Linked DNA regions of Homo sapiens: region 1 is linked to region 2. The links are chromatin loops, found by intact Hi-C in ENCODE. Cell type or tissue: GM12878. All regions are shown on one strand. Links, peaks and the distances in the headings refer to the core of each region. The heading gives the core; the rest is flanking DNA. Region 1 has its middle 16 kb from the start of SPTY2D1. Region 2 overlaps SAA2-SAA4 (SAA2-SAA4 readthrough).

Evidence for each region. Hi-C counts contacts between places; a loop is a spot of excess contacts. Peaks named below come from ENCODE experiments on the same cell type or tissue, not always from the same donor. Only the 100,000 strongest peaks of a DNase experiment are listed, where the experiment ranks them.
Region 1: a loop joins it to region 2, with 2.5 times the contacts of the local background. A loop is called at or near these places in 8 of 110 quality-filtered maps.

Annotation. Positions count from the first base shown.
Region 1 is chr11:18,646,320-18,654,652 of GRCh38, forward strand. No RefSeq gene overlaps it. Among named protein-coding and RNA genes, the nearest start is that of SPTY2D1, 16 kb to the left of the region's middle. RefSeq lists enhancers at 2,727-3,447, 3,448-4,167. In GM12878, for the core only: a CTCF peak has its summit at 5,045 (motif pointing left); a DNase peak (open chromatin) is centred at 4,872.
Region 2 is chr11:18,239,404-18,247,736 of GRCh38, forward strand. It overlaps SAA2-SAA4 (SAA2-SAA4 readthrough), which reads right to left. Exons shown (of 6, transcript NM_001199744.2): 3 at 6,507-6,645. It overlaps SAA2 (serum amyloid A2), which reads right to left. Exons shown (of 4, transcript NM_030754.5): 3 at 6,507-6,645; 4 at 5,837-6,112. The coding sequence ends at 5,974. Among named protein-coding and RNA genes, the nearest start is that of SAA2, 5.1 kb to the right of the region's middle. RefSeq lists enhancers at 4,379-4,673, 4,804-4,853 and a silencer at 4,399-4,693. In GM12878, for the core only: a CTCF peak has its summit at 4,538 (motif pointing right); DNase peaks (open chromatin) are centred at 4,578, 7,118 and 7,716; H3K4me3 peaks cover 564 bases; H3K27ac peaks cover 2,739 bases.

The sequences.
Region 1 (8,333 bases), core at 260-8,259, 410 kb after region 2:
CACCCTTCATCCCAGCCTCTCTTCGCTTTCACTTGGACTGACCCTGACACCCATCAGGCTCAGCAAATTACCTGGGCTGTACTGCCACAAGCCTTCGTGGACAGCCCCCATTACTTCAGTCAAGCCCAAATTTCTTCCTCATCCATTACCTATCTCGACATGATTCTTCATGAAAACACGTGCTCTCCCTGCTGATCGTGTCCAGCTAATCTCCCAAACCCCAGCCCCTTCTACAAAACTACAACTCCTTTCCTTACTGGGCATGGTAGGATACTTTCGCCTTTAGATACCTGGTTTTGCCATCCTAACAAAACCATTATATAAACTCACAAAACCAAACCTAGCTAACTCCATAGCTCCTAAATCCTTTCACCACTCCTCTTTCTGTTCCTTAAAAACAGCCCTAGAAGCTGCCCCCACGCTGGCTTTCCCAACTCATCCCAACCCCTTTCATTACATAGAGCCAAAGTACAGGGTTGTGTGGTAAAAATTCTTACACAAGAGCCGGGACCATGCCCTGTAGGCTTTTTGTCCAAACAATTTGACCTTACTGTTTTAGTCTGGCCATCATGTCTCTGTGCAGTGGCTGCTGCCACCCTAATACTTTCAGACACCGTCAACATCACAAACTATGCTCAACTCACTCTCTACAGTCTCATAACTTCCAAAATCTATTTTCTTCCTCACACCTGACACATATACTTTCTGCTCCCCAGCTCCTTCAGCTGTACTCACTCTTTGTTGAGTCTCCCACAGTTACCATTGTTCCTGGCCTGGACTTCAATCCAGCCTCTCTCATTATTCCTGATACCACACCTGACCCCCATGACTGCATCTCTCTGATACACCTGATGTTCACTCCATTTCCCCATATTTCCTTTTTTCCTGTTCCTCACCCTGATCACACTTGGTTTATTGATGGCAGTTCCACCAGGACTAATCACCACATACCAGCAAAGGCAGGGTATGCTATAGTATATTCCACATCTGTCATTGAGGCTACTGCTCTGCCCCCCTCCACTACCTCTCAGCAAGCCGAACTCATTGCCTTAACTCCAACCCTCACTCTTGCAAAAGGACTAGGCGTCAATATTTATACTGACTCTAAATATGCCTTCCATATCCTGCACCACTTTGCTGTTATATGGGCTGAAAGAGATTTCCTTACTACACAAGGTCCTCCATCATTGATGCCTCTTTAATAAAAACTCTTCTCAAGGCCGCTTTACTTCCAAAGGAAGCTGGAGTCTTACACTGCAAGCGCCATCAAAAGGCATCAGATCCCATCACTCAGGGCAACGCTTATGCTGATAAGGTAGCTAAAAAAGCAGCTAGCTTTCCAACTTCTGTCCCTCACGGCCAGTTTTTCTCCTTCTCATCTGGTCACTCCCACCTACTCCTCCATTGAAACTTCCACCTATCAGTCTCTTCCCACACAAGGCAAATGGTTCTTGCACCAAGGAAAATATCTCCTTCCAGTCTCACAGGCCCATTCTATTCTATTGTCATTTCATAACCTCTTCCATGTAGGTTATAAGCCACTAGCCCGCCTCTTAGAATCTCTCATTTCCTTTCCATTGTGGAAATCTATCCTCAAGGAAATCACTTCTTCGTTGTTCCATCTGCTATTCTACTACTCCTCAGGGATTGTTCAGGCCCCTTCCCTTCCCTACACATCAAGCTCGTGGATTTGCCCCCACCCAGGACTGGCAAATTGACTTTACTCACATGCTCGAGTCAGGAAACTAAAATACCTCCTGGTCTAGGTAGACACTTTCACTGGATGGGTAGAGGCCTTTCCCACAGGGTCTGAGAAGGCCACCGTGGTCAATTCTTCCCTTCTGTCAGACATAATTCCTCAGTTTGGCCTTCCCACCTCAGTTTCTCAGGCTCTTGGTATTCAGTGGCACCTGGTTTTACCTCAAACTGCCACCCTTAAGTCTCTCTTTAAGTGGATAGAAGATCTTCAGTGACAAAGTACACTCCAATACTTTCACCGTGATGAAGTCCTATTCTTTACTTTTATACTCACTCTTATTCTGGTTCCCGTTCTTATTCCACCCTCTACCTCTCCCAGCTATCTCCACCACACTATCAATCTCACTCTCTCCTAGCCATTTCTAATCCTTCTTTAACAAACAGTTGCTGGCTTTGCATTTCTCTTTCCTCCAAAATTGCTGAGGCCTCAATTTACTCACTGCTGAAAAAGGAGAACTTTGTATATTTTTAAATGAAGAGTGTTGTTTTTACCTAAATCAATCTGGCCTGGTATATGACAACATAAAAAAATCTCAAGGATAGAGCCCAAAAACTTGCCAATCAAGCAAACAATAACATTGAACCCCTTTGGATACTCTCTAATTGGACGTCCTGGGTACTCCCAATTCTTAGTCCTTTAATACCTATTTTTCTCCTTCTTTTATTCGGAACTTGTGTCTTTCGTTTAGTTTCTCAATTCATACAAAACCGCATCCAGGCCATCACCAATAATTCTATATGACAAATGCGCCTTCCAACAACCCCACAATATCACCCCTTACTCCAAAATCTTTCTTCAGTTGAATCTCTCCCACTGTAGGTTCCCACACCACCCCTAATCCTGCTCGAAGCAGCCCTGAGAAACATCGCCCATTATCTCTCCATACCACCCCCAAAAATTTTCGCCGCCCCAACACTTTACCACTATTTTGTTTTATTTTTCTTATTAATTTAAGAAGACAGGAATGTCAGGCCTCTGAGGCCAAGCTAAGCCATCATATCCCCTGTGACCTGCACGTATACATCCAGACTGTCTGAAGTAACTGACGATCCACAAAAGAAGTGAAAATAGCCTTAACTGATGACATTCCACCATTGTGATTTGTTCCTGCCCCACCCTAACTGATCAATGTACTTTGTAATCTCCCCACCCTTAAGAAGGTTCTTTGTAATTCTCCCCACCCTTGAGAATGTACTTTGTGAGATCCACCCCCTGCCCACAAAACACTGTTCCTAACTTGACCGCCTATCCCAAAACCTATGAGAACTAATGATAATCCACCACCCTTTGCTGACTCTCTTTTCGGACTCAGCTCACCTGCACCCAGGTGAAATAAACAGCCTTGTTGCTCACACAAAGCCTGTTTGGTGGTCTCTTCACAGGGACACGTGAGACAAAGAGAAAATGAGATGAGAAACAGCGGGGGCAGTGAGCCAAGGCCACCACTGGGAAGTCTGGCAATAAAGGAAAAATGTCAGGACAGTAGTGTGAAAGGGAAGCTGGGTCCAGGCAAACTATCCTCAGAGGAAGGATGAGAGCACACACGCAGGCTGAAGGGAAAACACAATAGTAAGTGTCTAAAGTGGCTGGGTGCGGTGGCTCATGCCTGTAATCCCAGCACTTTGGGAGGCCGAGGCAGGCTCATCACTTGAGGTCAGGAGTTCGAGACTAGCCTGGCCAACATGGTGAAACCCCGTGTCTACTAAAAATACAAAAATTAGCTGGGCGTGGTTGCTTGCACCTATAGTCCCAGCTACTCGGGAGGCTGAGGCAGGAGAATCACTTGAACCCGGGAGGCGGAGGTTGCAGTGAGCCAAGATTGCGCCACTGCACTCCAAACTGGGTGACAGAGCGAGTGTCCATCTAAAAAAAAAAAAAAAGTGTCTGAAGAGATAAGAGAGAGGCCATAAGAAGTAAACTCCAAGATAGTTAACCGGCACTGTGTGTGCAGGGACCAATTCTTGTTTATCTCCGTATCTGTAGCCACTGGCACAGGGCCAGTCTTATAGAAGGAGCTCAGCAAATGCTAGTTAAATGAATGCATGGAGAAGGGAGGGACACTTTTCCTTAGAGAAAAGCATAAAGAAAGAGGAAGGATGAAAACCAAGATACTTTGAAATGGACATGCAGCCATCACATGAGATAACTTTCATTTTCTTAATCAGGTAAAAGACAAAACCATTTGGTGAAAGCAGGGACTGAGGAGAATGGGTCTGGCTGGTGACGAGAGCTCCTTGGTGCCTTGAAGCAGCAATTCCAATTTTGAGATAGAACATTCAGACATAAAACCACCAGTACACAAAGTTATATGTACAAGGACATTTATTGCAGATTTATGTGTATTGGCTAAAACCTAGAAACAACCCGGATGCCTTCAGTAGGTAAATGATAGAGGAAAACTATAGCATACTCCACCCATGCAACATGGCAGGTAGTGTCTCAGTCTGAGTAGAATCAAGAGAGAAAAACCACTTAGTAATTCAAACAGAGAAGTTTAACATGAAGAATTATTAACTATAACAGAAGATTGGAGTAATGAGGGATTGACTAGTAAGAAGTAGAATTCTAAAGAATACAGGAAGCAGGCTGCGTGCAGTAGTGGCTCATGTCTGTAATCCTAGCACTTTGGGAGGCCGACGCAGGTGGATCACCTGAGGTCAGGAGTTTGAGACCAGCCTGGCCAACATGGTGAAACCCCATCTCTACTAAAAATACAAAAAACTAGCGGGGCATGGTGGTGCATACCTGTAATCCCAGCTACTCTGGAGGCTGAGACCAGAGAATCGCTTGAACCCAGGAGGCAGAAGTTGCAGTGAGCCGAGATCGTGCCGTTGCCTTCCAGCGTGGGCGACAGAGCGAGACTTCGTCTCAAACAAACAAAAAGGAAGCGGTTAGGTTAGGAAGCAACCACTAACCCCATAAATGAGATAGAAGATCCAAGGAAGACCTACGGCTGAGATCCAGATCTTGTTGGAACGGACATGGCTGTGGCTCACTAAGTGACAGAAATCAGTAGAACTAACTGGAAATCCATCCTCTGAAACGTGTTAAGTATCTGTCTTCTAGGGTGCTGGGGAAAGCTGTTCACAGGGAGATGTCTCACTGTAGGAACTCTTTTATAAAAACTCCCTGGGGGAGAGTACCGGGAGGAAGCTGCGGCTGCTGGTGCACGAACCGCCATGCATTGCAGGAGCCAGAGGACTAAGACACCAAGTCGCCTGCAAGGAGACGGCCAAGGAAGCACACAGGAACCAGGAAGCAAGAGACTCTCCTTCAATGTCTGTAGCGCCCTCTACTGACAAAGCCTCAGCATCACTTGCAAAGGAAAATATTTAAAGGGCCCAGAACTGTTATTTACAGAGCCATCAAAAAGGATGAATTTGGAAGAGGCAATAAATTGGCAATGGGCACATAAGGTCATACACACAATGACACTTATTGCAGGATTTTTTTGTAATGTTTAAGCCCTAGAAATAACTTGGGTGTTCTCAATAAGAGAATGATTGACTAAAATCATGGTATACCCATCCCACTGGATATTGTGGCAGCTACTTAAAATATATGTTAGAGCCATATCAAGTGCTCTAGAGGGGCTTCTGTGAGCTTTGGCAAAATGAAACCAGAAATTTCAGAGGAAAGCCTATGATTTTTTTTTTTTTCAAGAGACAGGATCTCACTCCATCACCCAGGCTGGAGTGTAGTAGTGAGATCATAGCTCACTATCACTTCAAATTCCTGAGCTCAAGCAATTCTCCTACCTCAGCCTCCTGAGTAGTTAGGACTATAGGTGTGTACCACCACACTTGGCTAATTTCTCTATTTAGTATAGAGATGTGATCTCACCGAGTTGCCCAGGCTGCTGGAACTCCTGGCCTCAAGCTATCCCCCTGCCTTGGGCTCCCAAAGTGCTAGGATTACAGGCTTGAGCCGCTGTGTCTGGCTGATTCTATTTTTGTAAAGTGAACAAGAATTAAACCCTTATAGATAATTAGGTATGTTTGAGCATGAAGAATAAGCAAGGAGAAAGCGGGTGAAGAGGAAAGAACGAGTGAGGTAAGAAAAAAAAAAGTTCCCAGCAAAAATACAAGGATAAAATAATGGAAAACTAGTACAAAAGTGAATTAAAAATACTTGTTGCCAAGTGTTCTTTATACAGCAAAAATGTAGAGATAGCTTAAATGTTCAGCTACAGAGAGTTTTTTTTATTTTATTTTTTTATTTTTTATTTTTGAGAGAAGTGTCACTCTTGTCCCCCAGGTTTGAATGCAATGGCTTGATCTCCGCTCACTGCAACTTCTGCCTCCTGGGTTCAAATGATTATCCTGCCTCTGCCTCCCAAGTAGCTGGGATTAAGGTGCCTGCCACCATGCCTGGCTGATTTTTGTATTTTTTAGTAGAGATGGGGTTTCACCATGTTGGCCAAGCTGGTCTCAAACTCCTGACCTCAGGTGATCTGCCCGCCTCGGCCTCCCAAAGTGCTGGGATTACAGGCATGAGCCACCATGCCTGGCTATAGGGAGTTTATTAAATTAACTGTGGTATGCACATGTGATACTCTATAACCACTAAGAATAATGTTGTACATGAAATAGTGTTTAAGATTTATATTAATAAGTGAAAAAATTAGGTGATAGGTGAAAAAAATAATAGTGTAGTATAAGCTCATCTATTTACATGTTTTTGTTTTTGAGATGGAGTCTTGCTCTGTTGCCCAGGCTAGAGTGCAGTGATCTCAGCTCACTGCAACCTCCCTCTCCCAGGTTCAAGCGTTTCTCCTGCCTCGGCCTCCTGAGTAGCTGGGATTATAAGTGTGTGCCACCACGCCTAGCTTATTTTTGTATTTTTAGGAGAGACAGGGTTTCGCCATGTTGGCCAGGCTGGTCTCAAACTCCTGACCTCAGGTGATCCACCTGCCTCAGCCTCCCAAAGTGCTGGGATTACAGGTGTGAGCCACCCCACCTGGCCTATTTATATGTTTATATATGTGTAGAAATTGCCCAGATGAATCCACTCCAAAATGACAATGGTAGTTATTTATGAGCGTAAGATTGTGCGTATTATTCCCTGCCACTTTTGACTTTTAAGAAATCATTTGGCCGGGCGCGGTGGCTCACGCCTGTAATCCCAGCACTTTGGGAGGCCGAGGTGGGCGGATCACGAGATCAGGAGATCAAGACCATCCTGGCTAACACGTGAACCCCGTCTCTACTAAAAATACAAAAAATTAGCTGGGCGTAGTGGTGGGCGCCTGCAGTCCCAGCTACTCGGGAGGCTGAGGCAGGAGAACGGCGTGAACCCGGGGGGTGGAGCTTGCAGTGAGCCGAGATTGCGCCACTGCACTCCAGCCTGGGCGATAGAGTGAGAGTTCGTCTCAAAAAAAAAAAAAAAAAAAAAGGAAATAATTTAATTGGAGTATAACAAACATACTAAAAATGAACAAATTGAAAGTATACAGATAAATTTTCACAAATTCAACACACTTCAGTAAGCAGATCACAAAAAAGAGCATTATCAGTACTCACAGAAGCCTCTTTCTGGTCATTACCCTTACTCCAAGGAAAAGCACTATCTTGATTTCTAACAACGTAGATTTGTTTTGTCTAGTTTTGAATTTTCTATAAATGGAATCAGGCAGTATATGTCTTTTGTGACTTCTTTTGCTCAATATTATGTTTGTGAGATTCATCTGTATTTCTGTGTGTAGTTGTAGTTTATTGATTCTCATTGTGTGTAGTATTCACTGCCTGAATATATCACTATTTTCTGTCGATGGATATTTGGGTTGTTTCTAGTCTGGAGCTATTATGAGTTTGGTGCTATGAATCTTCTTGAACATGTGTTATGGTGAATATATATACATGTTTATTTTGGGCATATTTCCTCCTTTTATTTTATTTTATTCTATTTTATTTTATTTTTTTTGAGACAGAGTCTCACTCTGTCGCCCAGGCTGGAGTGCAATGGCGCGATCTCTGCTCACTGCAACCTCCACCTACCGGGTTCAAGCGATTCTCCTGCCTCGGCCTCCCAAGTAGCCAGGACTACAGGTGCCCACCACCATGCTTGGCTAATTTTTGTATTTTTAGTAGAGATGGGGTTTCGCCATATCAGGCTGGTCTCAAACTCCTGACTTTGTGATCCACCCACTTCGGCCTCCCAAAGTGCTGGGATTACAGGCGTGAGCTACCACACCCGGCTCCTCCCTTATTTTTAATGAGAGCAAACATTTATTGAGTGTTCAATATGGGTAAACCTTAGAAGGTTCTAAGGACTTTACATTTTAGTTCATTTGATACTTGCAATTTATAGCCATGCGTGGTGGCTCATGCCTGTAATCCCAGCACTTTAGGAGGCTGAGGTGGGTGGATCACCTGAGGTCAGGAGTTCAAGACCAGTCTGGCCAATGTGGCGAGACCCCATCTCTACTAAAAATACAAAAATTAGCTGGGTGTGGTGCAAGACTCCTGTAATCCCACTACTCAGGAGGCTGAGGCAGGAGAATCACTTGAACCCGGGAGGTGGAGGTTGCAGTGAGCTGAGATCACGCCATTGCACTCCAGCCTGGGCGACAAGA
Region 2 (8,333 bases), core at 270-8,269:
CTTCTAACTGCTAGTTTTTGTATCCACACCTTCTTGTCTGTGGTGTTTTGATTGATGTCTGGGGTGTCCAGGAGTCCTATCATACCATCTCCCATTCTCTCTTATCACTGCTCCATTTAGTTCTCCAGACCTTCTCCTGCAACCACCTTCACGAGATAGTCAATGACTCCATGTTGCTTAAGCCAAAGGTGAACTCCTCAACTGCTAAGCAGAATCTGATACTACTAATCAATATCTCCATCAGGGATTCTGGAACACCATGCTTTCCTAGTTTTCCTCCTTTCCCAACAGCTGCTCCTTCTCAGTCTGTTTTGCTGTATCCAGCTTCTCCTCCAAACTTCTTAGAGAATGGAGACACCACACTGAGCCTTCAGACCTCTCTTCAGTCTCCATCCACATGCTGAGGGAGCTCATCCATGCCTCTTAGCACAGGTTCCAAAGGCCATGGTCTTGTTAGTGGTGGTTATTTACACTGAATCTTCATTGCCTGGATCAATGCCTGGGTCATGTAGGAGTGAAGAAAAAAGGCTTCTTCCTTCACTCTCTACAGTTCAGCTGAAAATAAACTGACAAAGGCAGATTAATAGGAGAAAAAGTCATATACACGTATTTTAACATGCAAGGGGGAAAATCACAGGAGGGTGATTTCCCAATAACCCAATGGGGTACCGGTGATTATATACTATTCTTCATAGGGGAGGAGAAGATGGGGAATGTACACAAATTTTTTGAAGTCATAAATGATTATTAGGAAGAATGAGTGGACCTGGGGAATAGAAATTAACCTGTAAATGATTCTCTTGAAATTTGAATGAGGCAAATAAGCAGGTGTCATCTTTTGAAAAAGTCCATCCAGTTGTGGTTGTATTCCTCAGTCATCTTCTCTGAAATAATGAGATTTCATGGAGCAGGTGGAAGGCTATTGTTTTCTCTTTCATGGGATGCAGCCATAAGGCAGATAAAAGAAGAGCAGAGAATAGCCTCTTCCAGCATCTGCTGCCTTTCAAAGGCCTTTAAAATAATCAGCCTACCAGGGTACTGTATTTTGGGGTGACATTCCCTGGGTTCCTTTAGTCACATAGCTACTTATTTAATAAATGTTGATGGTACTGGTATAAAAATAGACACGTAGACCAATGGAACAAAATAGAGAACCCAAAAATAAAACCCCATACATATAACCAACTGATCTTTGACAAAGTCAACAAAAACATACAGTGGGGAAATGATACCTTATTCAATAAACGGTGCTGATAAAAGTGGATAGCCATATGCAGAAGAATGAAATTTTATATCTCTCATCATATATATATATACTCAAGGTGGATTAACAACTTAAATGTAAGACCTGAAACAAAAAATTCTAAAAGAAAACCTAGGAAAATTCTACCAAACATTGACCTAGTCAAAGAATTTATGACTAAGATCTCAAAAGCAAATGCAGCAAAAAAATATATACACAAGCAGGACTAAACTAAACTAAAAACTTCTGCACAACAAAAGAAATAGCCAACAGAGTAAACAGACAACCTAAGAACGGGAGAAAATATTTGCAAACTACTCATCTGACAAAGGACAAGTACCAAGATTCTACAAGGAACTCAGACAACAAGAAAAAAGGAAATAACCCCATTAAAAAGCGGGCAAAGGACATGAACAGGTATTTTTCAAAAGAAAACATACAAATGGCCAACAAAATATGAACAAATGCTCAACATCACTAATCATCAGAGTCACAAATTTAAACACAAATTTAATCACAAATTAAAACCACAATGAGATACCATCTCACACAATCAGAATGGCTATTACTAAAATGTCAAAAAAACAACAGATGTTGGTGAGGATGTGGAGAAAAGGGAATGCTTATACACTGCTCATGGGAATGTCAATTAGTACAGCCTCTGTGGAAAGCAGTATGGAGATTTCCCAGAGAACTAAAAATAGAGCTACCATTTGACCCAGCAGTCCCATTACTGGGTACTACCCAAAGGAAAATAGATCATTATATAAAAAATATACCTGAATGCATGTATTTATCACAACACTATTATTCACAGTAGCAAAAATATGGGATTAACCTAAGTGTCTTAGGTTAATCAACGAATGATTGGAGGGGTGTGTGTGTATGTCTGTATACACATATATACACCATAGAATACTATTCAGCCATTAAAAAGAATGAAATCGTATCTTTTGCTGCAACATAGATAGAACTAGAGGCCATTATCTTAAGTGAAATAACCCAGAAAGTCAAATATCACATTTTCGCACTTATAAATGGGAGCTAAATAATGTGTACACATGGACATAGAAAGTGGAATAATGGACACTGGAGACTCAGAAAGATGGAGGGCAGAAGGGGGCCGAGGATTGAGAAATTACCTGACAGGTACAATGAACTCTACTTGGGTGATGGTTACACTAAGAACCCAGATTTCACCATTATGCAATCTATCAGTGTAACAAATCTGTACTTGTACCCCCTAAATCTATAAATAAATAAATGAATGAATATTTTAAATAACAATAATAAATGCTGAATGAACACATGGAAGCACATTTCTGAACGTTTGAAATAATTCCTAATTCAATGACATGTTTAAAAATAACAAGCAGCTCAATTTGCATGTAGCATGAGGCACATTAATTAGTCATAGGAGATAAGACTGAAAAGCTTGGATACCCTATTAGTCAGGGTTCTTGAGAGACACAGGACAAATAATTTATTTGTGTATGTATGTATGTATTTATTTATTGTAAGGAATTGGCTCACAAGATAATTGGGGCTGAGAAGTCCCACGATCTGCCCTCTGCAAGCTAGAAACTCAGGAAAGTGTAATTCAGTCTGAGTTCAAAGGCCTGAGAACCAGAGCAACTGATCACGTAAATCCAATTTGAGGGCAAGAGAAGATGAGAGGAGATGTCCAACTCAAGCAGTGAGGCAGGGGAAAAGGGAGGCAAATCTGTCCTTCCTCTATTTTTGTTCTATTCAAGCCTTCAACAGATTGGGTGATGCCCAGTTGCATTGAGAATAGCAATCTACTTTATTAAGTCCAATTCAAATGTTAATCTCCTCTGGAAACACCCTCACAGACGACCCCAGAAACAATGTGAATCTGGGCAGCCTCAAACCGACACAAAAATAAATATAACAGTAGGCTGGGCTCAGTGACTCATGCCTGTAATCCCAGCACTTTGGGAGGCTGAGGCAGGCAGATCACTTGAGCCCAGGAGTTCAAGACCAGCCTGGGTGACACGGCGAAACCCCATCTCTACAAAAAATATAAAAATTAGGCAAGTGTCATGGCGCACATCTGCAGTCCCAGTTATTCAAGAGGCTGAAGTGGGAGGATCTCTTGAGCCCCGGGAGGTCGAGGTTGCAGTGAGCCATGATCATGCCATGGCACTTCAGCCTGGATGAAAGAGGGAGATGCTGTCTCAAATAACGAAACAAAACAAAACACAACTATAACAAAGAGCAATGCAATTTCCCTTTCTCAAACTTTTCTAACAGAGAGAAGCATGTTAATTCTTACTGAGGAAAACCAAGTAATTAATAAAAGGTATTTGGGTGTGCCAGAGCATAGGTATTAGGTGTGACTTTACAAATTATAAATTCCTGGGTAAACCAAGCACCTTTTTCCTTGGATACAAATTTCGATTTAAAAATTTTTTTCTTGTTTTTTTTATACTTTTTCTTCCTCTGAACCTATGGACTATATTGAATTAAATTTTTTTTCAAATTATAGATTTCAAGAAGGGGAGTGATTTGGTCCTTTACAGACGGATGAATGAATTTCTGTATCCAAATGTTGCTTCAGTTAATTATTTCTAGTAATAATATGTTGATTGCAAAGTTTTGAATATCTACAAAGACTAGACTTTGAAAGCTTGCTTTATTTGACTTTGAAAGCCATTCTTTCTCTCATCCTCCCTTTCTCTCCCTCCTGCCCCCCAAAATCTACAACTTCAGTACTTGTGACAGAAATCTAATTGTAAGCATTTACAATTGCTATTGTAATAATAGCATTACAGTCTTTTTTTACAACTTGGGGTCAACTCAGACTTTACTAGACTGAACACTAATCTCAACAGTGCATTGAGTCTGCTCCCATGAGCCAATCTTCCACGCCTCTCTCCATCTTATTTATCTTGCCCTTGCCTTGTTTTGGCATTGGCACATCTTTGAGACTCAGACTCAAACCTCCTATACCTCCTATACCTACACTTCTATTAGTGTCTTTTGATGAGAACTGTATGAGAAAGTTCTGTTGTAAATAGTTCTACTTTATATCCATACATTTTCTTCCTCCTTGACAAATAAATTTGTCTTTACTCTGTAAATATAATTTTATAACTAGTCTTCTCACCTTAGGAGTCCTCCTCAATCCTTTTTCAGAGAAAAGGGGTATGCCAGTTATCAGTTTCTTTATTTTCAGCTCCACACCCACCCCTTTGTCCTATTTGTGATGCTGGAGCTGGACCCTGTGAACATTTCTCCTTTGCCAGTTGGGCATGATGTTAATCTTCACCCATAGAGGGCGCTAGAGGGCCAAGCAGGAGATGAAGACATCTTTTCCTGTTCTTTTGTGCTTTGCTTCCTTTCAGCTCCTGCAGTACTCTTCTCCTGTACAGGACAACCAGTGGCACTTGCCCCAGAGATCTGAGTGGCATCCCAAGGCCAAGACAGTTTCCTGACAATTTCTGTGGCACCTCAGTAGGATGTCCATGATGTTTACCAGCAGCCCACTTATTTTAATCAGCTTGGGCTGCTGTAACAAAATAGTACAGCCATGCTGTGAGTTGGGGTTTCAACATATACATTTTGGCAAGATACAGTTCACTCCAGAGCACTGCCACTTCCACAGCTGGCTTCCCAGGGGTTTTGATAACCTATCTCCTGCCCCCAAGCAGTTTCCCAAATTTGTCACAGGAACCCTAGCTGCATTCCCAGAGTTAAGTTACACCCTGGGTAGCTTCCTGCCAAGTTTCATTAATACCTCAATGGAGTTCTTATATGTCAGTTTTGGCTTGAAGGACCCAGTAAACTATTTGCCATCCAATGTCAGTCTTGTGAGGGGCCCAATCTCAAATTTATACCTTCTCATATTCTGTACTCTTAGAAGTTAATGCTGCTCTCAGTTAATAATTCTTTATATTAAAATTTCCCTTTTCAAATTACTGCCTGGTTTCTGTCTCCCAAAGGGACCCTGACTGATAAAACAGTTCTTCTCTATCTGGCTCTCTCTCCACTGCCACCACTTCCACAACTTTGATCTAGTTAAGCTCCAGAAACTCAGAAAACATTCATAAAAGGAGTCGCATTACATATTTAGACTTGAAAGAAGGCAATGAAAATAGAGTGGAAGAGAACTGCATTGGAGGTATTTTTTAGATGGAGTGGGTAGAAATTCATTAATGCCTGGATTTGTAGGTGTTGCTGAGAAATGAAAGGAAGACTCGGGTGGCAGTCGCTGAGGCAGGACTTCACAATTCAATTGTCTGTAGCCCCTGCCTCCAGAAACAGAGATCACTGAGGAATGAAGAACTGAGGGACAGAGAAGGTAACAGGAAATAATTCACAGGAGATGAGAAGCCTGGGCAAGGAAGGGACTGGAAATAGCAACAATGTAACCACAAAGGTCTGGAAAAAAGGAGGTCTAATTTGTGGAAGGGTTGATGCAGGTGTCTGCACTGTGACTACTAAGAATGTCTCCTCACATCCAAACACATAGGCCTACCTAGGCTCACCCTTCATGTGGGTGTGCATTGATTTCCCTTTTGTACCAAACAGGCAGTCAGCACCAAAAGAAGAACACACTGTTTCAACAAATTCCACCTCTTAAGCATTTATTAGATGCCTATTATATGCCATATCTCAGCTTCTCTGGACATAGACCTCACTAACTTTGTATCCCTGCCCCGAGGGCCTCATAGCCAGGTCTCCTGAGAGCAGAGTGAAGAGGAAGCTCAGTATTTCTCAGGCAGGCCAGCAGGTCGGAAGTGATTGGGGTCTCTGCCACTCCTGCCCCATTTATTGGCAGCCTGATCGGCCAGCGAGTCCTCCGCACCACGGCCTGTGAGTCTCTGGATATTCTCTCTGGCATTGCTGTAGTCCAGGCAGGCAAGAAGGAGATTAATCATCAGGCCAGTGAGCAACAGCTCACCCTCCCATTCTCCCCGTTCCAAGGGAGGGCTCAGAGAGGAGCCCAGAAAGGCCAAGGAAGGAGGAGTGAAAACACTGACCCTGCCTGGGCACTGCCCCATTCAGACAGGCTGGGCACCCCTAGGCTGGATGAACAGCACCCAGAGGGGGAGGGGGAGGAATCACTCACTCCTACCATCCACTCAGACCCTCACACTGAGCACAGAGGCAGAGAGAGGGCAAGAAGAGGAGGGACCACAGCCTCTAACTTCTCCACAAGGAGCTCGTCTCCCTCCTGACTGTCCAAGGCAGGCAAGCTCTGCTCACCCAGCCCTAACGTCCCAGGAGCTCCAGTTACCTGATCACTTCTGCAGCCCAGGCACCCCCAGGTCCCCTTTTGGCAGCATCATAGTTCCCCCGAGCATGGAAGTATTTGTCTGAGCCGATGTAATTGGCTTCTCTCATGTCAGAGTAGGCTCTCCACATGTCCCGAGCCCCTGGAAAGGAAAGGAAAGGCAGAAGGGACATCAGGAGAACATAAAGACTCCAACAACACCTTAGAGGGGAATGAAAGAAGGACAAATCTTCCACTGACTTCAAGCTTTCAGCCTGTGATCATAGCAGCCTTGGATACCATGGGTTGAGAAGCACATTCCTTTATCCTAGTTGGCTTCTTCAAGTGCCCTGGTGAAGAGCCACTGCTATAGAATGAAGCTGCCTATGATAAGATCCAGGAGTGTATATGAATGAGGTGGTGACATGGAATACTGATGCTGAGAAAGGTGGCAGACACAGAGTACTTCTGCCCTGACTACTAAAGTATATATTCTTGCAAATGGAATACATGTCATTGTGACCTGAGTTCCAGTGACTGTTAGGAGCATAAAAGTCCCTAAACACTTTCTCAGTAGGCTGTACTGATACTGTGGGTTGCTTGAGGAAGCAATAGAGCAGCGGTTCTCCGCCGTGGTTGCACTTTCTTTTTCTTTTTTATTTTTTTAGACGGAGTCTCACTCTGTCACCCAGGCTGGAGCACACTGGAGCAATGTAACTCACTACAACTTCCGCTTCCCGGGTTCAAGTGATTTTCCTGCTTCAGCCTCCTGAGTAGCTGGGATTACAGGTGCCTGCCACCACGCCTGGCTACATTTTCATATTTTTAGTAGACACAGGGTTTCACCATGTTGGCCAGGCTGCTCCGGAACTCATGACCTCAAGTGATTCATCCACCTTGGCCTCCCAAAGTGCTGGAATTACAGGCGTGAGCCTTGGCTGCACTTTCTAATCACCCAGAGAGAAACTGAAAGTCCCAGTGCCCAGGCCACACCCCAGGCCAGTTTCTGCAGACTCTGCTGGGGAGTTGAAGGCATGGGTAGTTCAGGTGATGCCAAGGTGTGTCTGAGATTCATAACCATCAACCTCTGGGAGGTGGTCAGTGATGCGTCTACCTGGCAAGAGCCCTGACCTCAAGCACAGCCGGGCTCAAACCTCTGCCCTGCCACCTGCTGACTGGCAGTAAGTCCCTGGGCATTGGCCTCAGCTGCTCTAAGTCTCAGCTTTCTCACCTTCACAGAAGGGATGCCTGCCTCACAGAGTCATTCTGAAACTAGATGAGAAAATGCTGTGGTCCTTGTGGGGGCTTGAGGCACGTTAGTTCCCAGCTCTTGTCAAGAAGGCTGGAGAAGGAAGAATGGAAACAGAACAAACCAGGAAGGGAGCCCCTGACAGAGCGAGGCTAAAGAGCCCTGTACATTATCCAACTAGGAAATCGAAGGAGGAAGGAGAAAGAAGACAGAAGAGTCAACAGCCTTAGTCATACTCCTATGCGATTTATGCTGAGGGACATTTTATACCAATTGCAGGCCTTATTTTGCATCTTCTACTCAAAACAAACAGCTCAGGTGCTCCTGGAAAGGATGATTGTTCTTTCTCTGAGTAACTGACAACAATCCTCGACTCTCTAATCTGTTTAGCAGCTCCCCAGGCACATTGGGCAGCACAACCTAAGGCAGCGGCTCAAATCTTAAGGAAGCCCAAAAATACCCCGTGTGCGTTGTTACTGGATGCCCCGTCCCTTACGGCTCAGGAGATGTGTTTTTGATACACCTTGCAGCGGCTTCTGAAATGTGATCCATCCACTTAACACATCCTGAGAAGCTGCACTACGGGGAAAGGGGATATTCCC